Regions from separate parts of the Mus musculus genome. Here region 2 is linked to region 1. A link is a loop called in an ENCODE intact Hi-C map of the cell type or tissue named here. Cell type or tissue: gastrocnemius. All regions are shown on one strand. Each heading gives the region's core, and the rest is flanking DNA. Links, peaks and the distances in the headings are about the cores only. Region 1 holds the start of Gm5079 (predicted gene 5079). Region 2 has its middle 28 kb from the start of Bend3.

The links. A loop is a pair of places that touch in the nucleus more often than their neighbours do. Peaks named below come from ENCODE experiments on the same cell type or tissue, not always from the same donor. Only the 100,000 strongest peaks of a DNase experiment are listed, where the experiment ranks them.
Region 2: a loop joins it to region 1, with 2.5 times the contacts of the local background. A loop is called at or near these places in 2 of 42 quality-filtered maps.

What each region holds. Positions count from the first base shown.
Region 1 is chr10:42,985,911-42,994,237 of GRCm38, reverse strand. Gm5079 (predicted gene 5079) reads left to right here and starts at 3,076. Exons shown (of 3, transcript NR_153349.1): 1 at 3,076-3,377. It overlaps LOC115485727 (a long non-coding RNA gene), which reads left to right and starts at 8,152. Exons shown (of 3, transcript XR_003948865.1): 1 at 8,152-8,327. In gastrocnemius, for the core only: CTCF peaks have their summits at 4,128 (motif pointing right), 6,335 (motif pointing left) and 6,534 (motif pointing right); DNase peaks (open chromatin) are centred at 990, 4,135 and 6,468; H3K4me3 peaks cover 1,090 bases; H3K27ac peaks cover 5,724 bases.
Region 2 is chr10:43,447,400-43,455,726 of GRCm38, reverse strand. It overlaps a transcript of Pdss2 not described here. Among named protein-coding and RNA genes, the nearest start is that of Bend3, 28 kb to the left of the region's middle. In gastrocnemius, for the core only: a CTCF peak has its summit at 3,156 (motif pointing right); a DNase peak (open chromatin) is centred at 3,154; H3K4me3 peaks cover 699 bases; H3K27ac peaks cover 1,181 bases.

The sequences.
Region 1 (8,327 bases), core at 292-8,291:
CCCTGGGGCTCGCCTTCTCCCCATCTCCCATCGGCCAAGCATGGGTGGTCTGGGACCCCTCTGTGACACATTCGAAGAGGTTAACGAGCCGGTTTCTGTCCAGTCACTCAGAGGCCATAACTAGACAACATTTGGCTTCTGAACTGCGAGCTATCATTCAGTAATGGGCACTTTTTCTTCCTAAACCGTTCCAATAGAACAAATTCTCCCTGTATTCCTGTGTTCTGAGGGAAGCACGTGATGCTGTGTTCTCTCAACTCTTGACCCAGTAATTTGTTGATTACGTAAGCAAAGCAAAGATGGAGAGTCCTTCTAATAAGGAGGCTGGACAGGGAGGTATTTTTGCATAGCTGACCCAGCCTAACCTTCCAGGAGTCCCTTGACTCTTACCAAGGGCAAGGTGGATAGAATGGATTGCTGGACTGCTGTACACTACTGAACTGGCTGTGAGAGAGGAGTGGACCGTTTTGCTTACAATCATCTATAATAAAGATCCCCCAAACCGGAGTATTGGAGATGGGTTGGCTCCAGCAACTCACTCAGCTGTATTTTTAGGCTTTTGTTTAATCTTTCTTGATTGATAAAGTAATTATCAAAACTCGTTAGAAAATAATAGCCAACTGGTGAGAAAAAGAACAGTTGGGAGGCAGCTGAGCGACGCAGGCAGGTTCCAGTGTAACCCATGAAAGTTCCTCTTCTTCTGCCTAGGAACTGGGTGGCAGGGGTTGAGCTACCCAGCGCCCTGGCTCCACTAAGGCTCCCCCACCCCTCAGTGTCTAATTAACTCTCCTGCCTCTCTGCCTCTCCTAACCTCTTCTCCATCCCTCTCGGCTCTGAAGCCTTCTGCAGGCCAACCAGAACCCCAGCAGATGTTTGTGTTTTATGAGCCAAATGGAAGCCTGAGAATCAACTGAATGCCAGTCCCACTGAGAGGAGGAATTGGGCCATTTGATACCAGAACACAGAATGCAGGCTGTCCAGCAAGGCTGGGCCTACCAGAGAGCAGAAGGAAACCCAGATAATGAGCTGGCATAGCCCACATTCTGGCCCATTGCTCTGTCCTTCTGAAGAGCATGCAGAGGCCTCTAATGTAGGCTCAGGGAGGTTGGGGTAGGCCTTCCACAAGCCCACCTCCCTGACTGATGGTCCAGGCCTATAATGACAGCCCCTGGTGCCAGAACACCATGTGGCACCCTGACTGGTTCCTGGCATGGGAAGGAACAGTGGGTTGAGAAAGCCCTACCATCGAACCAGCTTTGAAGTGCCATGTTGTCTCCTTAGAAGTCCCTGAACTCTATAGCATGGCGAGGCCAAGGCAGGAGAACAGACAGAGCAAGGTGGACCGATGGAAAGGCTAGTTCTCGTGTCTTAGCTCCACCAATTACCGCTGTGTCGTTGGCTCTGGAGGTCTGTCACGTCTTCAAGGCTCTAATTCTCCATCAGGGATAGGCAGATTCTAATAACTATCACTGAGGTTACTTCTGGGATCAGTCAAGAGCGTGATGGCTCTGGAACTGTGCGTCCTTGGCTCTGTCGCTCATCTTTCCCCCCACTGTGTGGCCAGGTGACTTGAGCTCAGTCAATGAGAGGCTTGGGGGGAGGTATCTCTCTATCTCTTTGTTTCTGCTTCAGACATCCTCCCAGTAACAGCATCTTGTCTCCATGTCTCCATGGTAACCCCTTAAGAGTGGCTGCTCTGCCGATGGCCTCCCGTCCTCAGGTCACCATTGCATCTTCAGCTCGCCATCACCATTGTAACCTACATGGGTACTCTTAGATGTGAATGCCTTGGGGCTTCCTAGTTGGGTCAGAAAAGAACACGTGAACGTGTGTCTCACACTTAGGTGGAAACATATTTCGAAGATCTCACCCTATAGCATAGGAAGGGAAGGGGCTGCTCACCGTAAGTATGGAATTCCAAGTCTAACCATAATGATTTCAGGGTCTTTCTGGTCCAGTTATCAATCTACAACTATTTCCAGTAGGGCTTTTCAAATTGGAACTCAAGAAAAGAAAAGGAGAAAGAAAAAAGAAAAATTGAATAAAAAATCCCCATGTGTGTGGCTTAAAAGAATAGCATCTCAAAATAAAAATACAGACTATAATGAAAAACAAAAGCCCACTGGACTATTCCCAGGCACCTTCTGTCCCCATGCTCCTTGCTGGTGACACTGCTGGTGGTGTGGGCTGGTATGCCTGAACCCCCCAAGGTTGTTATCCCCCTGAGCCTGGAGATCATGCACAGCAGACAAATGCTCTACCACAGATTTGTAACCCCTTTCTTCTTTTAATTTGAGTTATTTTATTTTATTTTTGTGATACAGTTTTACTACGTGGTCCAGGCAAGCTTTGAACCTGCCACCCTCCCTCAGCTTCCTAGATAGTTTCGACTAGCAGGCTGCGCCGCCGTGCCTGGCTTGGACTCTCCCAGTGTCTGCTGTCCTTCTCTGGGTCCACTAGTCCTGCTCCCCACCAGGCATCAGGCTCTCATTCCTGCTCGTCCTCTGCTTCCCAGTGGGGATCTGCATAGGGCCACCTCCCGGCACCTCTTAGACACACATCCTCCCTCAGGATACCTGCGCTGTCCCAGGCGATGCTCTGCCCATGGCTCTGGATTTTGCTGTGCTTCAAGGGTTGGGAGGTTGTACCCTGCTTTTGGCCAGAAGACTAACTTCCATATTGAGGTCAGAATTGAAAATGGATTTCCCCATGGAGCAGAGTCGAGCCCTATGCTTCCTGTGCCGTGTAATTAATCAGATGTGGGAGCTCAGGACCCTCCCTGATTAACCATTTTCTACCCAACACCGAGGAGGCTACCAAGGAGCTCTCAGCGCTGAAGTGGTTCCTATTATGTGTGGGTCAGCACGCTGCAGCCTCCACTTGGGTGATGAAGCCAGTGGGAGAGCTGTGTCCTGCCTCCTGGGAGAATTCAGGGCTGGAGCTGCTTCATGGAGTAGCAGAAGCTGGATGCAGAGGAGCGGGGCATGAGCTGGGGACCTCAGGGCAGCAGTAGTAAGGAGCATCATTACAGCATCGTATTCACTGCCATGGCAACAGGCAGAACGGTGTCGCGCCATCTCAAAGAGGCCTGGCTAGGAAGACATCCTTTCTGGGTGAGTCTTCTCCTTTCTGCCTGGCTGCCTACATGCCGAGCAACCTCCATCAAAAAATATACCAGCATTTCAGATCCACCTTCCGTCTCATAGATGACATTGCAAACGTCCCTAGGTGGGTGCATTCCCATTGTCAAATCCTCTTGTGGTGCCGTCCTTCATTCAAGATGGTTCCTTACTTATGTGTACATGCGATGACATCTGAGAGTCAGAAAGCCCTCCTGGACTGTTCACACCGCCCAGTGCCCTCGCTGCTGACACCAGGTAAACTCACCATTTAGCAGTAGCAGATAAAATGTGACTGGCAGTGTCACGGGCCCTCAATTCTTTGCTCCTTTCACCCACCCCTCTTGGCAATTTAAACAACCATAGTATTTGCTGCTTTGGTGGGTATGAGCTGTGTTCCATGGATGTAGGGGTGCCTGGCAAACAATGCGGGAGAAAGAATGTGGTTCTGACATAATGTCGAATAATATAATGTTAAATGTTTATAGTCAGATAAAAGGAAATGCTCAACTGTGGCCTCTGTGGGGCAAAACACATAGACATGTGCACATGTGTGTATTATAAACACTGCCATAATACAGGATGTATAGCGCTTGCTTTTAGAAATAATAATAAAATACCAACATTCTTTGTTCTAAATTTCACAGAGCCCATTCAGCTCTCCCTGAAGCAACTTGTTGATTTTTGCTGAGCTCTTGGAACTGTGCCTGGCTGCAAACGGTGATGGAGTATGGCTCAGACATAAATGTTGAGTAATGCCTCCTTAAACGTTAATGTATGGGTTAAAAGGAAACCTTGAATGCGCAGGTTGAAACTTGGCACATTCATCAACGGCACGAGTGACTTCTAAATCAGGCGATGATTTCCAAATGCTAGCAGAGTAGTTCCTGAAACATCTGGGCTAGTCACAATACACCAACACAGATAGGATGCACTTTTCAGTTTATGTAAGAGGCAGTTTCCTTACATATGTGTCTTTGTACTGCATACATGCAGTACCTACAGCAGCCAGAAGAGGGCACCAGATACCCTGGACTTGGGTTACAGAGGGTTGAGAGGCACCACAGGGTTCTAAGAATTCAAACCTGGATCCTCCTCATGCTCTGAATAGCTGTACCATCTAGTCCAGACGCGATACACTTCTAAGTTTAATCATATTAAAATTCCCGGCACTTTAGCCATGATGAGTATCTACCATGTTGGATTTCAGGCTGTCTGAGGACATTGTGCAGTGACATGCCATTATGTCATATTCAGATATAATAAAAGACCATAGATGCTAATGCAATGTAGGAAAATAATTGAAATATAATATGTGTGTATGACTTTATTTTTTTTCTTTTATTTAGGAGTGCGTGAACACATGCACACAAGTCAGAGTGTATGTGTAAAAGCCAGAGGTCACCTTTGATGAGTCAGCTCCTTCCACCTTTATGTGGATTGTAGGAATTGAACTCTGGTCACCAGGCTTATGCGACAAGTGCCTTTACCTGCTCAGCCAATCTCGCTGGCCCCTACTTTTCTTTTTTCATATAATTATTTAAATTCTATTGCTCTTGTTTTGAGACAGAGTCTTCTTGTATAGCCCAGGCTGAGACATGCTTAGAGGCCCCCGTTCTAGCCTCTCTAGGGCTGGGATCACAGACCAGGGCACCTGGCTTTGTGTATCAACTCAGTTGTTGTTGTTTTCTTTTGTTTCTAAGAAGGGGTCTCTCTATTACATAGCTCTGACTGTCCTGGAATTCAGTATGTAAGCCAGGCTGGCCTTTAACTCACAGAACACCACCCCACCTAGCTACTTATTCAATTTATTTATTTCTGACAAGATCTCTCTCTACATAGACCTCGCTGTTCTGGAACTCACGATGATGCCAGTCTGAGCTATATACAAAGCGGGACTTATCTCAGTAAGCTCTAACCAACAAAAGGCGAAACAAAGAAACAGCTTCAAGAAAATGGAAAGGAAAAAGAGACAGAAATAAGAAGGAAAATTATGTTTGTTTTTAAAAGTCTGTTATTAAGAAAGTAATTTTCTGACACAAACTCTGGGTCAGCTTTTGTGGGTACTCCCTGCCCTGTGGCTTCCAGAGCCCTCCCTGCGGGCCTGCTGTGGTGCGTGCCCAGGAACCCCTTGGGCGTTCCCTGTCTGAGGACCTGACCTCTTACTTCTTTGGAAGGACAGGATGAGATTACCAGAGCTTTGGATCCATTTTTGGATCAAATGAAAACCGCAGGCTAGTCCTCAGAGTAGCCTTCTCCTCTTACAGAGCTGGCTGGGCTGTAAGGGCGGGGCTCCGCCTTCCCTGGGACCAAGGCTTGGTCACGTGCTGCTCACGAGGTGCGCAAGGTTCCACCATCCTCGTTACCCTCGTTTCCGTTTATTTTGTATCCATTGTAAGCAGAGCTTCAGGCTCCTTCGGAGCAAAGATCTCTGTCCGTGATCGGAGAGAACTACACAACAGGTTCCAGTTAGACCCTTTGCCACTTTGTTTTGTGATTGTTCAAACGGGTGGAAGTACACATCTCCTTGCCTCAGACCACCAACAATACTCTGCACCCTTTAATAAGACCATGTGCTCACGATATAAGAATGTTTGCAGTCCACACTGTAAGAAATCTAGAACATTTTATTTGCTGGGTGGGAACGTGCTTCTGAACCCCTGGCTCTAATGATGCTTTCCAATAGACCCACCCCGAATTCTTACAAGGTTAATTAATTAGTCACAGCCATGCTGGGGATCCCCACTCAGAATAATATTAAAGGTACCTTGAGCTGAAATTCTTGCCCGCCAGATTTTAAAACCGCAAGGCACCGCCGTCAGATGCCTGAGCTGAGCAGAACCCTCTATTCAGACAGCAGGTGCCCCTTTCCTCTGACTAGGGGGCCTCCTCAGAATTGCAAGTGCTACTTTGCTGCCACCAAACAAGTCCCTTGGTGACTTCTGCCTTTAAAGTGTCATTTACCTTAATAGCATTTACCGAAGGCCACTTGCCACATGACCTATGACCTCCTTCTCTAGCCCACTCACTTCCCATGGCTGCAGAAACAGTGTCCCCAAGTAGACCGACCACTGAAGTGTCTAGCTCAGGCCGACTTGTATAGGGTAAATCCTTATTTCCGATGTCCATTCTTTGGAGAGGGCTGTATGTGTGAGCGCCTCCTTCGGACAACAGGTGCCACCTAGAGGGCGTGTGACTGCTGCCCTGGCTTGGCAGGAGCTGGGTAACTCCAGTCCAGAGGAAATTCAGCAAAGCCCACAGGAATTTGGGGTGGGGTCACCAGCTGTCAACAATCTTAGCACTGTGGATTCAGCTGCAGGTTTTGCAAGGGGATCTTGGAAGGGGCTGGGGGTAGGGTGTATCTGGCAGTTTCCCAACAGTTTGGCCCCTTGGCTTGATATGAACTAGGAAATGAACAGGGCTCTGTTTCTCCACCACAAGATGTCAGCAGTGGGCTGACCAGAAGGTAGCACAATGCATGGACCTTCGGGTGTATGGAGAGGGGTCACTGTCTGACCTTGAAATTCCTGGTTTGGGGAGACTCCTCTTCTCATTATTGGGGGTGTGGTGATTTAATTAAGTTATAGGAAGATCCTGCCTGTGTCTTCGTTAAGATAATTGCCTCTGCCTGACATCCTGACGATGTCTGGACTTCAGCTTGAAGGGGTCAGAGCAGGCAGGGGCTTAGGGCAGAACTGCCAGGAAAGTATGGACATGGGGTTTGCTCAAAGACTGGATAGGTCAGGACAGATTTCATTTTTAATGTCATTGAATTTGGGCTTCTGTGCTTACTAGTTATGTGGCTCTGCTTCCTGCCTACCAAATAACATAATCCCCACCTTTTTAAGCTGTAGTAATCACAGGGTACTATGGTTCAAAAAACATAAAACAGTTTGCATATTAAGGAGGCATTGTGGGCCACGGATGCAGTATGAGGGAATTGTCTCCTTAACTGAGCTGTGTCACGCATGGAGCTTCCTGTAGACTTCAAATCATGGAGAAGCTGGCTGACCTTGCTCAGGAAATGTGGCTTCTCTAGGTGTGAGTGGCCAGCCATAAGCAGCTACTCCAGCCCTGACAGCATCATCTTCCAGCTAGCCTCTCCCTGGATGTCTTTCCATACCTCGTGTCCAGGGGGAAGCCGGCCGCGAGTGCTTGCTCGCCCGTGAGTTTCAGTGAGCCCGCTTTTCCATATTGTAAGAGCATGAGATGCACATTCATTTCAGAGAGTTACATTTTCCTCGGGACTCTATCCCCAGTGCTGGGGTGATGGAGAAAACTGAGTTAAAGACTCACGGAACTGAATGGAGGCATTTTTTTCCACTGGTGCGGGCGTTATTTATGATGTCCGCGCTGGCCAGAGCGCAGCCAGGCAGGAAGAGGCTTTGGTTCTGGAGCAAGAGAATCAGCAAGGCCTAATTTCTCCTTTGCAGCTCAGTTAAAACCATTGAGCCCTGCTGATATCAAAGCCCAGCCCTGTCAAAGCCCAAACTGTAGACTTAACCTGCTCATCCCCTGCCGTGCTGGGACCCAGATCCCAGGCCAGGCTGTTTCAACTGTGTGCTGTTTCCCATGGCGGGAGAAGGAAAGGCCCACAATAAAGTTGAATGGGATTGTGAAGGAACAGCCACCAAGTTACATAGTAACTCCTGGAAAACTGATACATTCAGGGCGTGGCTTTCCCAGCCATGAACAGTGTGTACTTTCCTATTTATCCAAATTTTCTTTAGAATTTTCTGTACCAAATTTTGAGTTTTTCTATTAAGAACGAGGAAAACTTCAGTTGACTTAGAAATAAAATATAGTTTTAAAATGGAAAGTGCAATCGAGGTTGTGGTTCCTGCCCTTTTATTGTTATTACAGGCATGCAAGCAAATATTCATGTGTGTCTTATGAGTGTTTTGATAAGTATTAACTAAAAATTAATTTTAATAGTTTTTCTACTATCATATTAAATAATGCTAAATTCTTTTTTCTTCTCTCTTTTTTTTTTTTTTTTTTTTTTCAAGTCAGGGTTTTTCTGTGTAACCCTGGCTGTCCTGGAACCTGCTTTGTAGATCAGGCTGGCCTCAAACTTACAGATCAGCCTGCCTCTGCCTCCAGAGTGCTAGGGCTAACGGTTTATGCCACTATGCCCCTCTTAATAATGCCAATTTCTCAAACTATTATTTCTAGAGATAACATAAGTGACAACCGCTTTGGGCTTTC
Region 2 (8,327 bases), core at 58-8,057, 460 kb before region 1:
CTCTGTATAGCCCTGGCTGTCCTGGAACTCACTTTGTAGACCAAGCTGGCCTCGAACTCAGAAATCCGCCTGCCTCTGCCTCCCAACTGCTGGGATTAAAGGTGTGTGCCACCACACCCAGCACAATTAAAAATAAAAAGGTTTTTACACTTATTTATTTTATTGTATGAGTTTTGCCTGCATATTATGTCTGTGTACCAAGTGGGTGCCTGGTGCCCACGGAGGTCAGAAGTGGGTGTCAGACTCCTCTACAACTGCAGTTCGGAATGGATGGTTGTGAGCTACCACATGGGGGCTGGGAACTGAAGCTGTCTCTTTCAAAAGCAGCAAGCACTCTTGAGTACGGAGCCATATCTTCAGCTCCTACATCTGAAAAAAAAAATTAAGGACTAGCTTCTTCGCTTCCAACGATTTTAATTAATTAATAGTTAATTTTTTGAGATGGCTAACTTCCAAAACACAGAGATTTGCCTGCCTCTGCCTCCTGAATGCTGGGATTAAAGGTGTGTGCCACCATTACCCAGCTAAATTTTAAACTTTCACATGTAGACTACTCAGAAGGCAGTATCAGGTAAATGTGGATTATTGGAGTTCTGTGGCCCAGGTATGCGACCCCTCTTATTCCCAGTAAATCAACAGTATACTTGCGTAAAATGTACAGAGTGTATTTGGCAAAAAGCAGGTAAAGAAGTGACTTTAGTTACCTACCACAGGGTCTCTGGTCTAGGCTACACTAAGTGAATGCGCTTTTCTCATGCTTAAATTCTTCTAACCGGGAGTGAGTGTGGCTCCTATCAGTTATAGAAAGAGGTGAGTGGGACCGCTTAGGACCTAAATATAGGGCTAAGCATGCCTGTCCTGGCAGGAGAGCTCTTTGGCTGATGGCCTGGCCAGTTTTCATGTGACAAAGCTTTCAAAATTAACTCCATGTAGACTTGCAAGTCTTTAGGGAATGAAGACATGGGTAGGCAAGAGATCATTTTAAATCTTCAGTCAGAGGCTAGCCCTGGAAGCAGAGAGGAAAAGCCTGAAACATCAGAGGAAACAAGTGGGGGGTGAGCAAGGAGACAGAACGGATCTGGGAGATGGCATAGAGGCTTGGGAGGGGGTCGCATGGGTGGTGGGAGTGTGTGTGGGGGTGGGGGTGGCTGAGCAGGACTGTACCTGAGAAGGATGGGGAAGCTGTGGGCCACAGCTGAGGCAGAGAAGTGGGTAATACAGTATTGTAATTCACACTTTTGAGTAGCTGGAGGGGAGGGCAGGGCAGAAAGGACAGACAGCAGGTAAGCCTGCCAAGATGCTGGTAAGCAGGCCTTCTTCTGACCTTTGCCACAAAGCTTCCAACATGTGACAACCAGCTTGGTGCTTGGCTGTTTCCTGAAAGACAAATGTAGTCACTGACTGTGACAAGAGATGGGGAGAGAGAGGGAGACCCTGGTCCCAGACCTCTGGCTCTGCAGCTCTCTTTCAGTAAGTGTTGGTTTCTCAGACTCCCTGTCTGAACTAGGAGATGCCAGGAAGAGTGAGAGGCCAAGACAGACATCCAGGAACTGACCATTGACCCTTTACAGCCTTGTCTCCATGAAGATCTAAGGAGCACGACATTTTGTTTTTATTTTGAGACAATGTGTTGGCACATACCCTAGGGTGGCCTCAAACTCATGATGCTCTTGAAAGATTGGTAACATTTATGCAAGAAGATTACTACCCTCTGGATGGAATGAATCTTTTTATCTTCACATACCCTCTCCTTTTCTCTCACCTCTTTCTCTGTCTTTTGTTTGTTTTGTTTTTTGTTTGTTTGTTTGTTTGTTTTTGAGACAGGGTCTCATGCAGCTTGGACTAGTCTGGAATCCATTATGTAGACATGAAAGCCTTAAAATCCTGATTCTCCTGCCTCTACAGCAGGTACAGGTATGTTCCACCATACCAGGTTTTATAATAAAGACTTTAAAAAAAATCCAACTAAACATTTAGAATAATCAAAAACTCTTTAATAAAAAGTCTTGTTAGCTGGTGGCACACACCTTTAATCCCAGCACTTGGGAGGCAGAGGCAGGTGGATTTCGGAGTTCGAGGCCAGCCTGGTCTACAGAGTGAGTTCCAGGACAGCCAGGGCTACACAGAGAAACCCTGTCTCGAATAAATAAATAAATAACCACAGTAAAGCTGCATGACTATACACATTCATAACAAACAAACTTGGGTGCTGGAGAGATGGCTCAGTGGTCAAGATCACAGTATCCTTACAGAGCACCCAAGGCTGAGTCCTAGAACTCCGATGGTCACTCACAGTGATTCCAGTTCCAGGGGCTCTGACTTCTTCTGGCCTCTGCGGATACCACGTATGCACATGGTGTACATACATGCATATGTGCAGTCAAAGCACTCATACACCGAAAATAAAGTAACTACATCTTTTTTAAAAATGATGAACTGTAACTTAGGACTGGGGAGATGGCCCAGTGGTTGAAGTGCTTGCCTTGTAAGCCTGAGGCTGGAGTTTTGATTCACCAGCCCCACCACGTGAAACTCCAGACAGTATGGTGGCTCGTTTGCCATGCTAGCCTCTGAAGGCACACAGAAGGGATTCCCAGAGCAAGTTGGCTAATGAGACCAGCCATACCTCTGAGTTCAGGGTTTGACTGAGAGAGCCTGCCTCAGTGAAAAAGACGTGTTATTGAAGATGACTGTGGACATCAGCTTTGGGCGTCCGTGTGCACCCACACATATGCAAACTTGCATAAAACATATGCGTGTGTGCTCACACACACACAGAGAAATGGAAAAAGAAAAACCACATAACTGTAGATGTAATTTTAGTTATGCAAAATTTACAAGAACTTGCTCCCATTCCCTGCTTAGCTTCTGTTGGAACTGGATAAATAAAGACTGGAGATGGGAATTAAAGGCTATGCTAGTGGTCAGGAGCAGCTCTGGGTCTGAGCTGCAGCCACACAGCAGAAGAAATGCATGTGGACTTCTGAAAGAAAAGAGGGCAGGCGTGAGAACTCTGATCCTCACGCGCCCCTCCCCCACACCCCTCGCTGAGCCTCTGAATCACAGCTACCTGGGACAGTCGGGACAGTAGGACCTCTGGATTCAGTCATCTTCTATGGTATTCCAAACAGGACCACTACTGCCACCAGGTGGCATCAAACTGTAGCCAGGCCTGGCATGAATTTAACATGGCTAGCTGGGCTCCCAGAGTCCTCAGCTGTGTGAACCCCCACCAGCCACTCCGTTGTCAGCTTCACAAACACAGTTCACACGCCTGGATTCGTGGCCGACTGTGGTCGGGTTTTACCGTATCGATTTATAACTAGAATTGAGGGGAGGCCTCTTAGACAAAATGATGAAGGAGATGAAATTAGACATTGTGATAAATATCTTATGCACACGAGTTCACTGAATCCCTTTTATGCATAAGGTATCAATAGAACAAAGCGAAAGTCATCTTTGTAAGTTAAACAGTTCCGCCTGTAAGTTAACTATTGCTGATTGGCAGACAATTCGTAGGGTGTGGAGACATGCAGACACAGCTCATCCCATGAGCTTATTCGTTGTTTCTAAAGTTTTAATATGGGCATTTCATGAATATCAGTTCCTCTACCTTGGGGGGTGTATATTATAAGTGTGTGATGGGAGGGTCCCCAGTGTGCCATGGTACATCTGTGGGAGACGGATGGTAACCTCAGGAACATGGTTATCTCACTTCTCCATGGGTTTGGGGACAGAGCACAGGTCTCCAGGGTCTTGTGGTACAAGCTTTTACCCCCCCTGAGACATTCTGCCACCTCCCACCCCCACCCTGGCACCCCGCTGTTTTTGAGACAGTTTCTCACTGAATTTAAGAGATCCACAATTTGACCAGCCCGGCTGGCCCCTGGGGTCCTGCTGATGGGATTTTCTCAGTTCTGAGATTACAGTGCACCTGTGCACCTGGCCCTGGATTGATGGATTGATTGATTGATTTTACATTGGTTCTGGGGACTCAAATTCAGTTCCTCATGCTTACACAGCAAATGCTTTACAGACCGAGCCATTTCCTCAGCTTTTAGAGTCCTCTCCTTCCTTCCTTCCTTCCTTCCTCTTTCTTTTTCTTTCTTTTCTTTCTTCCTCACTTTCTTCTTCCTCCTCCTTTCTTCTTCCTCCCCTCTTTTCCCCTCCCATTCCTTTCCCCTTCCTCCCCCCTCCTCCTCCCCCCTCCTCTCTCCTCCTCCTCTCTCCTCCTCCTCCTCCTCCTCCTCCACCTCTTCTTCTTCTTCTTCTTCTTCTTCTTCTTCTTCTTCTTCTTCTTCTTCTTCTTCTTCTTCTTCTTCTTCTTCTTCTCCCTCTCCTTCTCCTTTTCTCTTTCTTTTTTGGACAGGGTCTCAAAACAAGGCTGTCCTTGAATGCATAGAAATCCACCTACCTCTGTCTTTCAAGTGATTAGATTAAAGGGTTATGCCTTCAAGCTTTATCTATTCTTGCATGGGGGTGGGGGGGGCGGTGTTCTAATGAAGCTCCAGCTAGCCTTGAATTCATGATCCTTCATGCCTCAGTCTCCCCAGTATTGTGGTTACAGGCATGAGCTACCACATTTACTTGATCAGTTTTTGAAATGTACATGTTAGTATCTGTTTCTCCCTACAGTTTGTTCCACGTGTGTGTCTCTGTGCCTGTGGGGGAAGGGATTGTGATTTTTGAGGCTGTATGGTTAGAAGCACACAAATCTTCATTGTTTGTTTTTTGAGGCATAGCCCTGGCTATCTTGGAACTAACCCTGTAGAAAGAGGTTGGCCTCAAACTCAGATCCACCTGCCTCTGCCTCTGCCTCTCTCTCTCTCTCTGCCTCTCTCTCTCTCTCTCTCTCTCTCTCAGCCTCTCTGCCTCTCTCTCTGCCTCTCTGCCTCTCTGCCTCTCTCTCTCTGCCTCTCTCTCTCTCTCTCTCTCTCTCTCTCTCTGCCTCTCTGCCTCTCTCTCTCTCTGCCTCTCTGCCTCTCTCTCTCTCTCTGCCTCTCTGCCTCTCTCTCTCTCTCTCTCTCTCTCTCTCTCTCAGCCTCTCTCTCTGCCTCTCTGCCTCTGCCTCTCTGCCTCTCTCTCTCTCTGCCTCTCTGCCTCTCTCTCTCTCTCTCTCTGCCTCTCTGCCTCTCTCTCTCTCTCTCTCTCAGCCTCTCTCTCTGCCTCTCTGCCTCTGCCTCTCTGCCTCTCTCTCTCTCTCTCTCTCTGCCTCTCTCTCTCTCTCTCTCTCTCTCTGTCTCTCTGTCTCTCTCTCTCTCTCTCTCTCTCTCTCTCTCTCTCTCTCTCTCTCTCTGTCTCTCTGTCTCTCTCTCTCTGTCTCTCTCTCTCTCTCTGTCTCTCTCTCTCTCACTCTCTCTCTCTGTCTGTCTGTCTCTGCCTCTCTGCCTCTCTCTCTCTCTCTCTCTCTCTCTCTCTCTCTCTCAGCCTCTCTCTCTGCCTCTCTGCCTCTGCCTCTCTGCCTCTCTCTCTCAGCCTCTCTCTCTGCCTCTCTGCCTCTGCCTCTCTGCCTCTCTCTCTCTCTCTGCCTCTCTGCCTCTCTCTCTCTCTCTCTCTGCCTCTCTGCCTCCCAAGCACTGGAATTAGAGGCTTGCGCCACCACTGCCCAGCGAGGTATTTCGATGATTCCCTCATCTTGCTCCTTGTTGTTCTCTGGAACGATAACAGCATATGATGGCACCCTGCATGGCGTCACCTGCCTTAATCCTTGAGGCCAGTGGATCTCTAGGAGTATGAGTCCAGCCTGGCTTACGGAGCAAGGTCCAGGCAAGCCAGGTCTACACATTGAACCGTGTCTCAAAACAAGCAAAGGAAACCAAACAGCATATGATGATGCCCTTCTTTGTCCCTATGGTTTCCTTCCATGTTTTACATTTTTCTTTACGGACAGAGCTCACTTGTGCAGCCATAGCTGTCCTGGAACTTTCTCTGTAGATCAGACTGGCCTCAACTCCGAAATCCACCTGCTTCTGCTGGCATTAAAGATGGAAGTCCCCATGCCTAGCAAGAAAAATAAAAAGGAAATACTTTTTTTTTTTTTTTTTTTTTTTTAAATTTGGAGAGTACCTCATGTAACGCAGACCGGCCTTGCTAGGTAGTGTGCTGGTTGGAATGAGAATCGCTGCATAGGCCCATGGTTTGAATACTTGGCCCTCAGTTGGTGAAACAGTTTAGAAAGGATTGGGAGGTGTGGCCTTCTTGGAGAAGGTATGCCACTGGGGTGAGCTTCTAGTGTTCTGACTTTCGCTTACTGAAGGCTAGGGTTGCGGGCATGTACCACACCTATGGGGCTCACATGTTGTATAAAGTCATCTTTTAAGGGTAGAGTGCTTGCTGGTCTAGCATGCAGGGAGCCCTGACCTCGATCCTTAGCACCACAGAAACCCAGTCAAGGCCATGTATTCTGCTCCAGCATTCTTTATCTTACTGGGTGGTTGTTGTTGTTGTTTTAAATATTTATTTATTTTATGCGTGTGAGTACACTGTCGCTGTCTTCAGACACACCAGAAGAGGGCATCGGATCCCATTAAAGATGGTTGTGAGCCACCATGTGGTTGCTGGGACTTGAACTCAGGACCTCTGGAAGATGCTCTTAACTGCTGAGCCATCTCTCTAGCCCCTATCTTACTGTTTTAAGCTGGTTCTTTTCTGAATCTGGAGGTAGGTTGGTGATAAAGAGTCCAGGAATCCTCTTATCTCTGTCTACCCAGCCCTACCCCCAGAGCTGGGGATTCAGGCAGGTGTGACCAAGCCTGGCTTTTTAAGTAGGTGCTGGGGACTCAAACTCAGGTCTTCATGCTATTCACAGTGTCTAAACCCTCCTACCTGATGGGCCACTTCCCAGCCTCATTGTACTTATGCTCTACTCAGTAGTGAGTCATTGCTTCCTGATGGTCAGTACAAAGTGTATTTCCTGAGATCTGAGTGTGTTATCCACCTGTGATAACAGATACTTAGGAGTCTGAGACGGAACAACTGAGTTTGAGGCCATACTGGATTCTATAGCGAGCGACTCTGTTCAGAAGGAAAAAAAGAAAAATGGAAAACCCATTCCTTCTAACAGCATTTATCGAACTTGAGCCTTTGTATTATTGAGAAACAGCTATTTAGCAGCTAGTTACTAGTCAGCATGGCTGTCTTCATTCCTTTTCTTTTTTAAAAAAATAACATTCACCGCCGGGCAGTGGTGGCACACGCCTTTGATCCCAGCACTTGGGAGACAGAGGCAGGTGGGTTTCTGAGTTCGAGGCCAGCCTGGTCTACAGATTGAGTTCCAGGACAGCCAGGGCTACACAGAGAAACCCTGTCTCAAAACAAAAAAAATAACATTCAGCTGGGCAGTGGTGCCATATGCCTTTAATCCCAGCGCTTGAGAGGCAGAGGCAAGCAGATTTCTGAGTTCGAGGGCAGCCTGGTCTACAGAGTGAGTTCCAAGACAGTCAGGGCTATACAGAGAAACTCTGTCTCGAAAACCAAAACCAAAAACCAAACCAAACCAAAACCAAAACCAAAAAAACAAAAATTCATTTTATGTGCACTGGTGTTTTGCCTGGGCTTTGTCTGTGTCAAGGTGTCAGAGCTTGGAGTTACAGATGGTTGTGAGCTGCCATGTGGTTGCTAGGAATTGAACTCAGGACCTCTGGAAGAGTAGCCAGTGTCCTTAACCACTGAGCCATCTCTCCAGCCCTGTTTCCATTTCTTGCCTTCTCTGCTCCTTCAGCTTTTGGGGACAGGATCTCAATGTGTACTTCTTTCTCAGTCTCTATAACGAAGTAAGAGGAAATGCTATGGGATTTAGGGGTCACAGGCTGTGCCCCAATAAGTCAGGTTCATCCACCCACCCTCAACAATCCAGTTAAAGCACCCAAGTCAACAGTGAAAAGCAGAGAAGTGAGATTTAGTCCACGGGACCACACTGGGAAGAGGGACAGAGAGATTGAGGGGCTCCCCTAAGTCCGGAGTCAGAATCAGGGTGGGATTAAGATACAAAACAGGCAGGGAAGGTATGGCCCCTAGCCCTGTAGGCACTCCAAATCTCTCATGTAAAGTTGTTACCTCTTGCGGTGTCTTGAATAAGAATGGCAGGCATAGGCTCATATATTTGAATGCTTACAGACTATGGCATTAGGAAGAGTGGCCTTATTGGGGTAGGGGTAGCCATGTTGGGCTTTGAGGTTTCTTTTCTTTTTTTTCTTTCTTTTTTTTATCTTTTTTGAGACAGGGTTTCTCTGTGTAGTCCTGGCTGTCCTGGAACTCATTTTGTAGACCAGGCTGGCCTCGAACTCAGAAATCCGCTTGCCTCTGCCTCCTGAGTGCTGGGATTAAAG